Regions from separate parts of the Homo sapiens genome. Here region 1 is linked to region 2. A link is an interaction called in ENCODE POLR2A ChIA-PET data of the cell type or tissue named here. Cell type or tissue: Panc1. All regions are shown on one strand. Each heading gives the region's core, and the rest is flanking DNA. Links, peaks and the distances in the headings are about the cores only. Region 1 overlaps EHD2 (EH domain containing 2). Region 2 overlaps BICRA (BRD4 interacting chromatin remodeling complex associated protein).

Region 1 (8,319 bases), core at 320-8,319, 120 kb after region 2:
GATTGTACTGGTGCTGGAGATGGAGGGAACAGACAAGTTTCCAGCCCTTCTGGGGCTCCTTTTTTTTTTTTTGAGACAGTGTCTTGCTCTGTCACCCAGGCTGGAGTGCAGTGGTATGATCATGGCTCACTGTAGCCTTGACCTCCCCGGCTTCAGTGATCCTCCCATCTCAGCCTCTTGAGAAGAGAAGATTAATAAATCAAGACATTAGGCCAGGCGCGGTGGTTCATGCCTATAATCTCAGCACTTTGGAAGACTGAGGCGGGCGGATCACAAGGTCAAGAGATCGAGACCATCCTGGCCAACATGGTGGAACCCAGTCTCTACTAAAAATACAAAAATTATCATGGTGGCGGGCGCCTGTAGTCCCAGCTACTTGGGAGGCTGAGGCAGGAGAATGGCGTGAACCCGGGAGGTGGAGCTTGCAGTGAGCCGAGATTGAGCCACTGCACTCCAGCCTGGGCGGCAGAGTGAGACTCTGTCTCAAAAAATAAATAAATAAATAAATAAATAAAGTCATTATTTGCACCACTGCACTCCAGTCTGGGTGACAGAGCAAGACTCTGTCTCAAAAAAAAAAAAAAAAAAAAAAAATCCACTGTCCATTTGGGAGAAAAAAAGAGTGAAGAAAGCAAAAAGCGAATAACGTCTTAGTATTGTTCTTAAAATAATTTTGACCACAGGAACCCCCGAAAGGATCTTGAGGACCCCTGGGTTTCCCTGGACCACACTTCGTGAATTGCTGCTGTAGGGCTTTGTCGGCTTCGGTAGAAATTTTGAACTTCAATAAGCAAATAGAGAGTTATGAGCAGCATCCCCTGGGCTCATGTTCCTTCCTGAAAAATGCCCTCTTGGGCCACTGCTGCATGGAGCAAGGGTTATTGGGGCAGGATGGGGAGCTGGGAGACCTGTCGGGCCACCTTGGGTGTCTCCCCAGGCAAGAGAGGATGACGCTCGAATGGACATGGTGGCCACTGAGGTGGAGAGAAATGAGAAGCAGGGGAGAGGCTGGGCGTAGTAGCGGGTGCCTGTAGTCCCAGCTACTCAGGAGGCTGAGGTGGGAGGATGGATTGAGCTGGGAAGGTGGAGGTTGCACTGAGCCGAGATTGTGCCACTGCACTCCAGCCTGGGGGACAGAGCCAGACCCTGTCTAAAAAAAGCAAAAAAGAAAAGGAAAGTAGGGGAGAGAGGGAGAGACATAGGAGGAGGCAAAAGGGACTCATTGATAGGTTGGATGTGGCTACTTAACAGGAGGAAGAATCAAATATCAAATCAATAATGATTTCAAGAGCTGGGTACCGTGGCTCCCGCCTGTAATCCAGCACTTTGGGAGGCTGAGGCAGGCAGATCATTTGAGGTCAGGAGTTTGAGACCAGCCTGGCCAACATGGTGAAAACCCCTCTCTACTAAAAATACAAAAATTAGTGGTGGCGGGCACCTGTAATCCCAGCTACTCGAGAGGTAGAGGCAGGAGGATTGCTTGAACCCAGGAAGTGGAGGTTGCAGTGAGCCAAGATCATGCCATTGCACTCCACCCTGGGCAACAGAGTGAGACTCCCTTTCAAAAAGAAAAAAAAAGTGATTTCTAGAGCCGGACGGGGTGGCTCCCGCCTGTCATCCCAGCACTTTGGGAGGCCGAGGCGGGTGGATCTCTTGAGGTCAGGGGTTCGAGACCAGTCTGGCCAACATGGTGAAAGCCAGTCTCTACTAAACATACAAAAATTGACCAGGCATGGTGGCACGTGCCTGTAATCCCAGCTACTCGGGAGGCCAGGGCAGGAGGATTGCTTGAACCCGGAGGTGGAGGTTGCAGTGAGACAAGGTTGCGCCACTGTCCTCCAGCCTGGGTGACAGAGTGAGTGAGACTCCGTCTCAAAATAAATAAATAAATAAAAATAAAATTTCTAGATTTCTGGCCTCAACTGGGAAGGCAGGGCTGGGGATGCCCTTTTCAGAGATGGGCACAGCTGAGGGCGACACAGCTCTGAGGGCTAGGCTCAAATTCCACTTAGGGCATCCTGGTATGGAGCTATCCAGGAATGTTGACAGGGCAATTAGCTCTGAGTCCTGAGCTGGAGGGAGAGGCTTAGGCTGGTATGCAGATTCGGGAGTGGACCTCTTGGAGGGGTGTTTAAAACTGGGAGGGACTCAGCTCACTTAGTTAGCAGAGAGGAGGAGCCCAGGGTGAGCCCCAGCAGGAGGAGGCCATGAGGCTCACAGTGTGGCACCTCCGCCTGCAGCACCTGTAACTTGTCAGAAATGCAAATTCCCATCTGGGCAGTGGCTCTTGCCTGTAATCCCAGCTACTTGAGAGGCTGAGGCGGGAGGATCCCTTGAGCCCAGGAATTTGAGGCTGCAGTAAGTTATGATCGCACCACTGCACTCCTGGCTGGGTGATAGAGCGAGACCCTGTCTCCAAAAAAAAAAGAAAAAAAAGCAGGCCAGGCGCGGTGGCTCATGCCTGTAATCCCAGCACTTTGGGAGGCCACGGCGGGTGGATCACCTGAGATTAGGAGTTCAAGACCAGCCTGGCCAACATGGAGAAACCCCGTTTCTATTAAAAATACAAAAAAATTAGCCGGGTGTGGTGGCGCATGCCTGTTAATCCCAACTACTTGGGAGGCTGAGGCAGAAGAATTGCTTGAACCCAGGAGTTGGAGGTTGCAGCGAGCTGATTGCACCACTGCACTCCAGCCTGGGCAACAGAGCGAGACTCTGTCTCGAAAAAAAAAAAGACTGGGCACGGTGGCTCACACCTGTAATCCCAGCACTTTGGGAGGCCAAGGTGGGCAGATCACGAGGTCAGGAGTTTGAGACCAGCCTGACCAGCATGGTGAAACCCCATCTTTACTAAAAATACAAAAATTAGCTGGGCATAGTGGCGCATGCCTGTAATCCCAGCTACTCAGGAGCCTGAGACAGGAGAATTGCTTGAAGCCGGGAGGCGGAGGTTGCAGTGAGCCGAGATTGTGCTACTGCACTCCAGCCTCGGTGACAGAGCGAGACTCCGTCTCAAAGAAAAAAAAAGAGAGAGAGAGAGAGAAAAAGAAATAAAAGAAATACAAATTCTCATGCCCCAGCCCAGACCAAGTAAATCAGAATCTCTGGGAGTGGGGCCTGCAGCCTGTGTTTTAACAAGCTCCCTGGTGGACCCTGATGCAGGCTGAGGTGAGAACCCTTCCCACAGGTTCACGCTTACATCATCAGCTACCTGAAGAAGGAGATGCCCTCTGTGTTTGGGAAGGAGAACAAGAAGAAGCAGCTGATCCTCAAACTGCCCGTCATCTTTGCGAAGATTCAGCTGGAACATCACATCTCCCCTGGGGACTTTCCTGATTGCCAGAAAATGCAGGTGGGAAGCTGCCCAGGAGGGAATGTTGGGGGTGGGTGATGGGAAGGTTGGTTTCTGGAAGCTCTGAGATGGGACCTCAAAAGCCAGAGGGATGGATGGCAGGTTCTGGAAAGCGCCTCCCTCAAATAGTTCCGTGGGAGCATGGTTTTATGAGTCAGGCTAGGGGAGTGAAGAGAAAACCCAAAATAACAGTGGCTAAATTAAGATAGAGAGTTTTTCTTTCTTTCCTCCATAAAAAGTCCCAGAAAGTGATCCAGGACTGGTTTGGTGCTTTACAGAGCCAGGGATCTAGTCCCCTTCTGTCTTATTTCTCTTCCATGCCTGGCCTCCAGGCCCAAGGAACTTCATGGTACAAAAGGGCTGTGAAGGCTCCAGCCATTGTGTCTGCGTTCCAGCCAGCAAGAAGTTGGGAAGGGGGCCAGGCATGGTGGCTCACGCCTGTAATCCCAGCACTTTGGGAGGCCGAGGCGGGCGGATCACGAGGTCAGCAGATCAAGACCATCCTGGCTAACACGGTGAAACCCCGTCTCTACTAAAAATACAAAAAATTAGCTGGGTGTGGTGGTGGGCGCCTGTAGTCCCAGCTACTCGGGAGGCTGAGGCAGGAGAATGGTGTGAACCCGGGAGGCGGAGCTTGCACTGAGCCAAGATAGCGCCACTTTACTCCGGCCTAGGCAAAAAGAGCGAGACTCCGTCTCAAAAAAAAAAAAAAAAAGAAAAGGAAGTTGGGAAGGGGAAGAAAAGAGTAGTCTCTTTAAGAACACTGTTTATTTTATTTTCATTTATTTATTTGAGACTTAAATATTTATATTTGTAAAATATAAATATTTAAAATATACACAGCTGGGTGCAGTGGCTCATGCCTGTAATCCCAGCACTGTGGGAGGCCAAGGCGGGTGGATCACCTGAGGTCAGGAGTTCGAGACCAGCCTGGCCAACATGGTGAAACCCCGTCTGTACTAAAAATACAAAAATTAGCTGGGCATGGTGTTGCGTGCCTGTAGTCCCAGCTACTGGGGAGGCCGAGGCAGGAGAATCCCTTGAACCCGGGAGGCAGAGGTTGCAGTGAGCTGAGATCACACCACTGCAATCCAGCCTGTGTGACCGAGTAAGATTCTGTCTCAATAAATAAATAAATAAAATAAAATATATACGTTTAAAAATTTATTTATATATTTTTTAGAGATTTATTTATATATTTTTCAGAGACTCTGTTGTCCAGGCTGGAGTGCAATGGGGTGATCATAGCTCACTGTGTACTTGAACTCCTGGGCTCAAAGGTCCTTCTGCCTAGCCTCTAGAGTAGCTGGGACTACAGGCACATGCCACCATGCCTGGCTAGCTTTTTTTTTTTTTTTTTTTTTTGAGACAGAGTCTCACTCTGTCACCCAGACCGAACTGCAGAGGCGTGATCTTGGCTCACTGCAACCTCTGCCTCCTGGGTTCAAGCAGTTATCTCACCTCAGCCTCCCAAGTAGCTGGGCCTGCAGGCATGTGCCACCACGTACAGATAATTTTTCATACTTTTAGTAGAGATGGGGTTTTGTCATGTTGGCCAGGCTGGTCTCGAACTCCTGGCCTCAAGTGATCCTCCTGCCTTGGCCTCCCAAAGTGCTGGGATTATAGGCAGGAGCCACCATGCCTGACCAAGAACACTTTCTAGAACAGAGCTGTCCAGCAGTACGTTCTACAATGATGGAAATGTTTCATTCTGCACTGTCCAGTATGGTAGCCACTAGCCACATTCAAATGGAATGTTAACGTGTATTTCTTTTTTCTTTTTTTTTGAGATGGAGTCTTGCTCTGTTGCCCAGGTTGGAATGCAGTGGCAAGATCTTGACTCACTACAACCTCTGCCTCCCGGGTTCAAGCAATTATCCTGCCTCAGCCTCCCAAGTAGCTGAGATTACAGGCATCCGCCACCACGCCCAGCTAATTTTGTATTTTTGGTAGAGATGGGGTTTCACCATGTTGTCCAGGCTGGTCTCAAACTCCTGACTTCAGGTGATCCTCCTGCCTTAGCCTCCCAAAGTGCTGGGATTGCAGGCATGAGCCACTGCGCCCGGCCTGTATTTCATTTTAATTAATGTAAATAAGCACATGTGGCTAGTGGCTGCCATACTGGACAGGCTAACAGTAGAAGCTGCACATGCAACCTGTGCTTGCCTCAGTGGACTTGAACTTAGTCATACTCTGGCTGCCAGGGAATCCAGGTTGCAACCTAGGATCCCCAACCCTTCAGAGTCGTGATCAGCTGGCCTCTCTGCCTTGGCTCAGGAAATTCACATAGGGCTGTGAAAGGAATCCATTTTCGCAGAGACTGTCCTGGTGCAGTCTGGGCCACTTAGAGTAGCCCGTGTGAGAAGCAGTGTGACGCCAAGTCCACCCCTACACCCCAAAGTGACTTCTTCGGTGGGGAGGGGGTGGTCCCAGGAACCCCTGATGATCTGATCATCTCAAATCTCACCTCCAAATTTGGCAGCCAGCCACTCAGTCCTTTCTGTGTGGTGTGGTAGCACTGTGACAGGAATTAAGCTTTCTTAACTTTCTTTTTTCTCTCCCCCCCTGCACACTTTTTTGTTTTGAGACAGGGTCTTGCTCTGTCACCCAGGCTGGAGTACAGTGTGGTGCTATCTTCGCTCACTGCAACCTCTGTCTCCTGGGGTTCAAGAGATTCTGTCTCAGCCTCCCAAAGTAGTTGGGACTGCAGGCGTGCACCACCACACCTGGCTAATTTTTAATTTTTTTTTTTTTTTTTTTTTTTTTTTAAGAAATAGGGTTTTGAGGCCAGGTGCAGTGGCTCATGCCTGTAATCCCAGCACTTTGGGAGGCCGAGGTGGGCAGATTGCCTGAGGTCAGGAGTTCGAGACCAGCCTGGCCAACATGGCGAAACCCCATCTCTACTAAAAATATGAAAATCAGCTGGGCATGGTGGTAGGCGCCTGTAATCCCAGCTACTTGGGAGTCTGAGCCAGGAGAATCGCTTGAACCCATGAGACGGAGGTTGCGGTGAGCTGAGATCGCGCCATTGCACTCCAGCCTGGGTGACAGAGCGAAACTCGTCAAAAAAAAAAAAAAAAAAAGGAAAGAAAAGAAAAGAAATAGGGTTTTGCCATGTTGTCCAGGCTGGTCTTGCACTCCTGGGCTCAAGTGATTCTCCCACCTCAGCCTCCCAAAGTGCTGGGATTACAAGTGTGAGCCACCCAAGCCTGCTGAGTTTTTTTTTTTTTAACTTTTAATGTTGTACGTGCTGGCTGGGCAGCTGGAGTTGGGTAGAGGGCGGTTAGGGTTCTAGGCTGGTGTGGATGCTCTGAGAAAGCTATACTTGATGCGAAAATATTGAAATCCTTCTCTGCTAGCTGGCAAAGGGCCGCTGCTCTCACTCATCAGAGGGGCCCCAGCCTCCCCACCCTCCAGTAATTCTGGGGCACAGGAGAAAGCCTCTGGGACCTTGTTGCCCAAGTATCTTCTCATTGGTGGGTGCCCGAGCGGAACAGGTTGTTCAGATGTTCAAATACTTCTGCATGTGTCAGTAAAGAGCTGCCACTCTGGCTGGGTACAGTGGCTCACACCTGCAATCCCAGCACTTTAGGAGGTTGCGGTGGGAGGATGGCTTGAGCTCAGGAGTTCGAGACCAGCCTGGGCAACATAGCAAGACTTGGTCTCTACAAAAAATTTTTAAAACTAGTTGGGCGTAGTGGCGCACACCTATAGTCCCAGCGAATTGCGGGGGCTGAGGAGGGAGGATCACAAAAATTTAGCTGGGTGGGTGGTGTGTGCCTGTGGTCCCAGCTACTTGGGAGACTGAGGCCAGAGGATCGTTTGAGGCTGGGAGTTGGAAGCTGCAGTGAGCTATGTTGGCACCACTGCACTCTAGCCTAAGTGACAGAGCGAGACCCTGTCAAAAAAAAACAAAACAAAACAAAACAAAAATGGCTGGGCGCGGTGGCTCATGCCTGTAATCCCAGCATTGGGAGGCTGAGGCGGGCGAATCATGAGGTCAGGAGTTCGAGACCAGCCTGGCCAACATGGTGAAACGCTGTCTCTATTAAAATTACAAAAATTAGCTGGGCATGGTGGCGCATGCCTGTAATCCCAGCTACTTGGGAGGCTGAGGCAGGAGAATCGCTTGAAACCGGAAGGCGGACGTTGCAGTGAGCCGAGATTGTGCCATTTGCACTCCAGCCTGGGCAACAAGAGCAAGACTCTGTCTCAAAACAAACAACAGTAAAAAAACCCCACAACAGCTACCCCCGAGCTTCTCCAGTGTCCTGATACCACCTTGCAGCCTGAGGGCCTCAGGGATGGCGCCGCTTGAATTCTGGGTGCCCCTGTCCCCCACCACAGGAGCTGCTGATGGCGCACGACTTCACCAAGTTTCACTCGCTGAAGCCGAAGCTGCTAGAGGCACTGGACGAGATGCTGACGCACGACATCGCCAAGCTCATGCCCCTGCTGCGGCAGGAGGAGCTGGAGAGCACCGAGGTGGGCGTGCAGGGGGGCGCTTTTGAGGGCACCCACATGGGCCCGTTTGTGGAGCGGGGACCTGACGAGGCCATGGAGGACGGCGAGGAGGGCTCGGACGACGAGGCCGAGTGGGTGGTGACCAAGGACAAGTCCAAATACGACGAGATCTTCTACAACCTGGCGCCTGCCGACGGCAAGCTGAGCGGCTCCAAGGCCAAGACCTGGATGGTGGGGACCAAGCTCCCCAACTCAGTGCTGGGGCGCATCTGGAAGCTCAGCGATGTGGACCGCGACGGCATGCTGGATGATGAGGAGTTCGCGCTGGCCAGCCACCTCATCGAGGCCAAGCTGGAAGGCCACGGGCTGCCCGCCAACCTGCCCCGTCGCCTGGTGCCACCCTCCAAGCGACGCCACAAGGGCTCCGCCGAGTGAGCCGGCCCCCCTCCCATGGCCCTGCTGTGGCTCCCCAGCTCCAGTCGGCTGCACGCACACCCCTGCTC
Region 2 (8,327 bases), core at 285-8,284:
CCTGGGGACTGTGACCCCCTTAATTGGCAGGTGTTGGATGGAATGCTGGCTTCTCTGCTTAATTGCAGTGTGACCCTGGGCAAGCAATTCCTTTGCATGGCCTCAGTTTCCTTGTCTATAAAATGGGCCCATGATGCCTCCCTCGTAGGGTCTGCTGTGAGGCTGAACGAAGCAATGTTCTGCCAAGCTGGGCAGGCAGTCGCTTTCAGGAACTAGCAAATGATGCTGCTGTTGTTTTCACTATGATTACTGTTCTCCTGCGGGACTCATGCTGACTCCTCCGCTCTGAAAGGTCCCCATTGTCTTCCTGAAAGGCACACAAGGAACAATGTTGGCATTCTAAACTGCATGGCAGCAGAGGGCACGCAGCAGGCTGCTCCGGCATGAGGCACACAGGGCTTCCCTGTACCGTGCCTCAGTTTCCCCAACTGGAAGAGTGGGCATGAGAGGAAACCCACCTCAGGCATGCTTAGTGTTCAGCACAGTGCCTGGGGTATAGCAAGCGCCCAAAAAATGTGAGTGGCTGTGATTGGAATAATTATTATTAAGTAGCAGAGTCTCCCATAGGATTAGATACCCAAGTTGCTATGGCCTTTCCCCCAAACCCTAGGCAATCAGTGTTGGCATTTTAAATGGAAGGCACAGGGCTGGCATTGGTGGCTCATGCCTGTAATCCCAGCACTTTGGGAGGCCAAGGCAGGCGGATCACTTGAGGTCAGGAGTTCGAGACCAGCCTGGCCAACATGGTGAAGCCCTGTCTCTACTAAAAATACAAAAAAATTAGCCAGGCGTGGTGGCGCATGCTTGTAATCCCAGCTACTCAGGAGGCTGAGGCATGAGAATCGCTTGAAACTGGGAGGCGGAGGTTGCAGTGAGCTGAGATCGCACGATTGCACTCCAGCCAGGGCGACAGAGCAAGACTCTGTCTCAAAAAAAAAAAAAGGAAGACAATGCCCAAATACCCACTGGGCCACAATTTCCTCTTCTGTAACAGAGCTTCCCCGCTTTGGGTGTTGTGACGCTTCAATGAGTGAAGACTTGGGAAGCTTTTTAGGATAGGACCTGGCTCTCAGGAATGCTCAGTGAAGCTTCACTTTGATTCTTATTATCTTTTATTTTTATTAATTTTTTTTTTTTGAGACAAGAATCTCTCTCTGCGCCCAGGCTGGAGTACAGTGGTGTGATCTTGGCTCACTGCAACCTCCGCCTCCCAGGTTCAAGTGATTCTTATGTCTCAGCCTCCCGAGTAGCTATGGCTACAGATGTGGGCCACGACACCCAGCTAATTTTGTATATTTTGTAGAGCTGGTGTTTGGCCATGTTGGCCAGGCTAGTCTCGAACTCCTGGACTCAAGCAATCCACCCGCCTCAGCTTCCCAAAGTGCTGGGATTACAAACATGAGCCACCATACCAGGCCTATTATTTTTAAATATTTTATTTTATTTTATAGAGACAAGGTCTTGCTATATTGCTCAGGCTGGTCTCCAACTTCTGGGCTCAACAGTCCTCCGACTTTGGCCTCCCAAAGTCCTGGGATTATAGGCATGAGCAACTGCACCTGGCCGTCTTTGTTTATTATTATTTTGTTTTCTTTTTTCTTTTTTTTTGCCATCTAGACTCGGCTTGGCAGATTTATTTATTGTTATTTTAACTTATATTTTTTATTTTTTTGAGACAGGCTCTCACTGTGTCACCCAGACTGGAGTGTAGTGGCGCCATATCGGCTCACTGCAACCTCCGCCTCCCAGGCTCCAGCAGTTCTCGTGCCTCAGTCTCCCGAGTAGCTGGAATTACAGGTGCCTGCCACCACACACGGCTAATTGTTGTATTTTTAGTAGAGAAGGGGTTTCACCATGTTGGCCAGGCTGGTCTCGAACTCCTGAACTCAGGTGATCTGCTCACCTAGGCCCCCCAAAGTGCTGGGATTACAAGCATGAGCTATGCACCTGGCCTTTTTAACTTTTTGTTAAGGAAATTTTAAAGCACTCACCGAGAGTTGAGAAAATAGCACAACCACCCCTGTGTAACCATCACCAGCTTCTGCAAAAATTTTCTGCTGATCTGATCTTTTTTTTTTGGCCATTACCTACTGTGCACATATATTTTTTCTTTTTTGCCAAGGTATTTTAAAGCAAATTCCAGATATCATATCATTTCCATTGTATTATTATTGTTATTAATGGTGGTGTTATTTCTGGGATCCAGAATTTGTTTCAGCACCTCCAGAGTCTGTCCTGTTCTATGAAGAAAGTGGCATTAGGCCCATTTCATAGGTTGGGAAACTGAGGCAGCAGGGAGTGGGCTTTGATCAGGTGGTCCTTTTTCTGTGATCCCCTTTTTGGGACTGTGGTGAATTCCCTGTCTTGGCCACACCAAGCCTCAAACCCTGTGGGTTGTTTCTGATTACACAGGTTTGGGGGTCACACCTGGGTGCATGCAGTGTGGGGTACAGGTTCTGTTACTCTGTGCAGAAATCGTCCTCATAAAGGAAGAGTTGAAGTGGGGCTGGCAGCAGGGGATGGACCCCTAGGATGACCCTGGAGGTGATGGGCAACTGGGTCAGCTGTGTGGGTTAAAGTCCTGTTTCTGCTCCTTCTAACCCTGTGACTTGGTGGCAAGCTATTTCCCTCCTTTAGTCCAGGTTAGAGAACTGGAAGTACAGGAGAGATAATAAATACTTATTTGGATGACCTTATTGTTAAATAAGGTCTAGCGTGGAAAAGATGTTTTGCAAGTGCCTGGCTCAGAGTAAACGGTCACTATTGTTAGTGTTGTTATTGCTTCTGTGTATACTCTTGAGGTTGGGGACAAAAATGCTGTTTCTAGGATTGCAGAGGAAGGGTTGATGCCCCTTGACCCCCCAGCCCGGCCCCGCTACCTTCATTCCCTTGCCATGCCCACCCTGTCCCTCTGCACTCTCCCTTTGAAGTGCTTGCCTGTTTAGGGGGCTGCCAACTTCAGCGTGGCCCCTCTCAGCCTCTTATGTCCTCTGTGTCCCAGCCTGGTAACCTTGGGAACGGAGTGAGCGGGAATATCTGTCTGAGGCTGTGAGACCCTTGCTAAAGACCCTTGGGGTCCTTGAGGGAGCGCCTGGTGGCCTCTGCTGCCTGGAGGCAGAGGATGGCCCAGTGTCCAGGGACACCTGCAGGTGAAGCTCCCCGGAGCCACCTTTCCAGAGGCTGGATGCCAACTCTCGTCCACCGTGTGAGGCTGGGCGGGCAGATGTCCACAGCGCCTGCCTCACAGGGTGGCTGTGACAGTTAGCTGGACTATAACCTCCATCACCTGGCACGCATAGTGTCTCATTGACCTCAGACACTTGGCGCCCGGCCTGGGTGCGGGAGTTCTCCCTGGGAGAAGTCTGAGCTCACAGCTTAGCAAGCTCTTGCTGTACTGCGGAATTTCTCTCCCTAGAACGTGCGCGGTGATCTCCTACTTTTGTGTGTATACTTACTCTTTCGTGGACAGTGTATATATATATGTATATATACATATATATATACACATTTTTTTTCCCAACCCCTTTTTTTTTTCCTTTTTTTTGTGTGTGTGTGTTTGAGATGGGGTCTCGCTGTTTCGCTCTGTCCCCTAGGCCGGAGTGCAGTGGCACTATCTCGGCTCGTTGCAACCTCCGCCTCCCGGGTTCAAGACATTCTCCCTGCCTCAGCCTTCCGAGTAGCTGGGATTATAGGCGCCCGCCACCACGCCCGGTTAGTTTTTGTATTTTTAGTAGAGATGAGGTTTCACCATGTTGGCCAGGCTGGTCTCGAACTCCTGACCTCAGGTGATCTGCCTGCTTTGGCTTCCCGAAGTGCTGGGATTACAGGTGTGAGCCACTGGTCCCAGCCTCTCCCAATCCTTTTTCATTGAAGTGTAATTCGTATACAGTAAAATCCGCAGAGGGGCCAGGCACGGTGGCTCACACCTGTAATCCCAGCACTTTTTGGGAGGGCGAGGTGGGAGGATCACTTGAGGCCGGGAGTCCGAGACCAGCCTAGGCAACATAATAAGACCCTATCTCTCCAAAAAACAAATAAAGACCTTAGCCAGTTGTGGTGGCCCCTGCCTGGATCTAATCTGGAGGCTGAGGTAGGAGAATTGCTTGAGTCCAGGAGGCTGAGGCTGCAGAGAGCCATTCATTAAAATGCACATAGTTTAAGCATGCCTTTCCATGAGTCCTAACCCCTATCAAGATACAGCACATTCTCGTCACTGCCAGAAAGTTGCCCTTTGCCCCTTCCTGGTCAGTACCTGCTCCCAGAAGCAGTCACTGGCTTGCCTTGTCATTGTGGGTCAGCCTTGCCTCTTCTAGAATTTCACAGAGGGGGAGTCCTGCCCCGTGGAGTCCGTTGGGTTGAGCATCTTCGGCTCAGCATGATCCTTTTGAGATGCAGGGATGTTGGTGTGTGTGTATCGGGAGTGTCTTCCTTTAAGAAATTCTTTCCCGTGAGTATTTCTTCAAGCCTGGCTTTCTCATGAGGCTCCAAACTGCAGAAGATGAGAAGGGAGGGCTGTGTTTCCTGTGTTCTCAGCTCCTGGTGTGCAGTAGGTGCTCTGTAGATGCTTGTTGAATGAATGGATGGGTGGATGACAGGCATGTCCCAGGGATGGAGAAAGGGGAGCAGAGACCCTGTCTTTGGAGTTCCTGTGTGTTTCTCAAAAAGTGTCCCACTGGCCAGGGCGCAGTGGCTCACACCTCTAATCCCAGCACTTTGGGAGGTCAGGGCAGGTGGATCACCTGAGGTCGGGAGTTTGAGACCAGCTTGGGCAACATGGTGAAACCCCGTCTCTACAAAAAAATACAAAAAGTAGCCGAGCATGGTGGTGCATGCTTGTAGTCCCAGCAACTTGGGAAGCTGAGAGGTGGGAGGATCACTTGAGCCCAGAAGGTCGAGGCTCCAGTTAGCTGTGATCATACCACTGCACTTTAGCTTGGGCGACAGAGTGAGACTGTCTCAAAAAAAAAAAAAAAAAAAAAACAAGAACAAAACCCACATGCTTCCAAATGACCAGGGATGCTTGTGAAAAATGACCATCCCTGGGCTCCACACAGACCAAACTCCTGGGAATCCCGATGAGTGGCGTCCAGGAAACAGCATTTTCATCAAGCGCTGTCTCTGAGTAGTTCTTTTGCACAGGTAGCCCAGCCCTAAATCCTAGGCCTCTTCCGGCAGCAGCAGAGCTCCCCAGCAGGCCTGTCATCCAGTCAAGGCGGCCATGGGTCTTGGAGCCCCACTCGATCTCTGTCTACGGCCATTGCTTGTCCTGACCCTGGCTGCCTCCCTGGTGCCTCTGTGTGAGCCTGGAGTCCTGTACTCACTCCCTAAGTGCTGTTCAAAGAGGGAATGAATGGGAACCTGGGAGGTAGGTCAGGATTGTTGACCTCCCCACTGCTCAGCGGGGAAACCGAGGCTCCATGAGTTCTGGTGTTTCTCCTGCAGTTCACCTGGGAGTGGAAGCCAGACAGGGTATTTCCTGGGCTAAGCAGCCATCAGTTGTAAGATGCAGCTTCCTTTTCAGAGACAAAAGTGTGAAAAATGCGCATCTTGGAGTTGATAAAACTCAGGAAAAGTCCTGTCCCACCCTGCAGTTTGCCCGCTGTCTCAAGGCTGTTTTGTGCAGGGTTGTCTTTTTCTGTTAAATTTCTGTCTCGTTAGCCAAAGGAACAAAATCCCCTGATGTCTTCCCAGTGCTTTGTACCTTCTCAAGCATGTCCCCTTCCATGGTCCTGCTTTTGTATTTAAAATTTTTTAGTCTTTTTTTTTTTTTTTTTTAAATGCGAGATGGAATTTTGCTCTTGTTGCCCAGGCTGGAGTGCAATGGTGCTATCTTGGCTCACTGCAACCTCCGCCTCCCAGGTTCAAGCAATTCTCCTGCCTCAGCCTCCTGAGTAGCTGGGATTACGGGCACATGCCACCACACCCGGCTGATTTTTGTATTTTTAGTAGAGAGGGGGTTTCACCATGTCAGGCTGGTTTTGAACTCCTGACCTCAGTTGATCACTGGCGTCCGCCTCCCAAAGTGCTGGGATTACAGGCGTGAGCCACTGCACCCGGCCTGAATTGAGAGACTTCTTTAACTCAGTTTCTTTTTATTTTCAAGATGGAGCCTTGCTCTGTCGCCCAGGCTGGAGTGCAATAGTGCGATCTTGGCTCACTGCAACCTCCACCTCCCAGGTTCAAGCAATTCTCCTGCCTTGGCTTCTCAAGTAGCTGGTGTTACAGGCGTGCACCACCACCCCCAGCTAATTTTTGTACTTTATTTTTTTTTTTTTGAGATGAAGTCTCACTCTGTTGCCTAAGCTGGAGTGCAGTGGTGCGATTTTGGCCCACTGCAACCTCTACCTCCCGGGTTCAAGCAGTTCTCCTGCCTCAGCCTCCCGAGTAGCTGGGACTACAGGCCTGCACCACCATGCCCAGCTAATTTTTGTATTTTTAGTAGAGACAGGTTTCACTATGTTGGCCAGGCTGGTCTCGAACTCCTCACCTTGTGATCTGCCCGCCATGGCCTCCCAAAGTGCTGGAATTACAGGTGTGAGCCACCACTCCCGGCCATACTTTTTTAGTAGAGATGGGGTTTCGCCGCCATGTTGGCCAGGCTAGTCTCGAACTCCTGACCTCAGGTGATCCTCTCGCCTTGGCCTCCCAGAGTGCTGGGATTACAGGCATGAGCCACCACGCCTGAGTGTAACTTGGTTTCTAACAAAAGTCTGCTTAAAAATATGTAGGAGTGGGCCGGGCGTGGTGGCTCACGCCTGTAATCCCAGCACTTTGGGAGGCTGAGGCGGGCAGATCACGAGGTCAGGAGATCGAGACCATCCTGGCTAATGCGGTGAAACCCTGTCTCTACTAAAAATACAAAAAATTAGCTGGACGTAGTGGCTGGCGCCTGTAGTCCCAGCTACTCGGGAGACTGAGGCAGGAGAATGGTGTGAACCCGGGAGGCGGAGCTTGCAGTGAGCCGAGATTGTGCCACTGCACTCCAGCCTGGGTGACAGAGTGAGACTCTGTCTCAAAAAAAAAAAAAAAAAAAAAAAATTTAGGAGTGGGCCGGGTGCGGTGGCTCATGCCTGTAATCCTAGCACTTTGGGAGCCCAAGGTGGGTGGATCACGAGGTCAGGAGTTCAAGACCAGCCTGGGCAACATGGTGAAGCCCCATCTCTACTAAAAATACAAAAATTAGCTGGGCATGGTGGCAGGCACCTGTAATCCTAGCTACTCAGGAGGCTGAGGCAGAGAATTGTTTGAGCCCAGGAGGCGGAGGTTGCAATGAGCCGAGATAGTGCCACTGCACTCCAGCCTGGGTGACAGAACGAGAGGCCATCTCAAAAAAAAAAAAGTGTGTGTGTGTGTACTCTCATATATTAGACATTACATAATACATAATAGAAATATAAAACTATACATTATTATATATAAAAATATATACTCCTATTTATAAAATTCCCTTTTATTTTCATTCCCCTCCCCGTCAGCGACCTCCTGTGCTGGAGTGAATTGCTTGCTTTGTGCGATGGATTTTTGCTTTACAGAAAGGATACTGCTTCTGTTTCTCCTCCTGCTGCTTTTCCTCCCAGTGCTGTGTTTAGAGGGTCGCCTTGTTGGTTACCTGTCCCTCCCTGCTGCTCCTCCCTGCTGTGCGCTCCATGGGCTGCAGGTAGTACAGTTCACTTCAAATCCTCATGAGGGTCAGACCCCCAGGTGTTCACCATCTCCCTGTCACAGAGGCACAGAGGTAAAATGACTTCCCAAGGTCACACAGGGAGCTGCTGCCTGAGCTGGGATTTTCGTCCTCCTGGTTAATTCAGACTCACACTCAGGCTTCCTACTGCTTGGACTGTGGCCCATGTTCTCACCTCCAGCACAAATAGCCGGTGCTGTGCCTTCAGGGACTGGGGAGAGCGATGAGGCAGGAACACACCCATTCCCCTGCAAAGCCAGATCAGTGTCTGAGGATTGCCAGCTGAGCCTGGGGAGGTCAGGCGGGGAGGCATCAGGGTAGGCTTCCTGGAGGAGGGAGCTTCTAGGGCAGGCTTTGGGGCTTGGGGGTAGGGTAAGAAAAACAGGGAATCTAGCATGATCCAAGGTCATTGCCCTGAGCAGCTGGGTGGAAGGAAGTGTTCTTTCTCTCTCTCTCTTTTTTTTTTTTTTTTGAGACTGAGACCGAGTTTAGTTCTTGTTGCCCAGGCTGGAGTGCAGTGGCGCGATCTTGGCTCACCGCAACCTCTGCCTTCGGCGTTCAAGAGATTCTCGTGCCTCAGCTCCCCGAGTAGCTGGGATTACAGGCACGCACCACCGCGCCCGGCTAATTTTGTGTTTTTAGTAGC

Evidence for each region. Peaks named below come from ENCODE experiments on the same cell type or tissue, not always from the same donor. Only the 100,000 strongest peaks of a DNase experiment are listed, where the experiment ranks them.
Region 1: POLR2A ChIA-PET joins it to region 2 with 12 read pairs; 8 of 35 experiments call an interaction of 5 or more read pairs at or near these places.

What each region holds. Positions count from the first base shown.
Region 1 is chr19:47,733,182-47,741,500 of GRCh38, forward strand. It overlaps EHD2 (EH domain containing 2), which reads left to right. Exons shown (of 6, transcript NM_014601.4): 5 at 3,188-3,352; 6 at 7,700-8,319. The coding sequence ends at 8,251. Among named protein-coding and RNA genes, the nearest start is that of NOP53, 8.2 kb to the right of the region's middle. RefSeq lists an enhancer at 1,733-2,233. In Panc1, for the core only: no CTCF peak of the experiment used is centred there; no DNase peak of the experiment used is centred there.
Region 2 is chr19:47,615,710-47,624,036 of GRCh38, forward strand. The region is part of intron 1 of BICRA (BRD4 interacting chromatin remodeling complex associated protein); the gene reads left to right. Among named protein-coding and RNA genes, the nearest start is that of BICRA, 11 kb to the left of the region's middle. RefSeq lists enhancers at 1-217, 4,863-5,423. In Panc1, for the core only: no CTCF peak of the experiment used is centred there; no DNase peak of the experiment used is centred there; H3K27ac peaks cover 376 bases.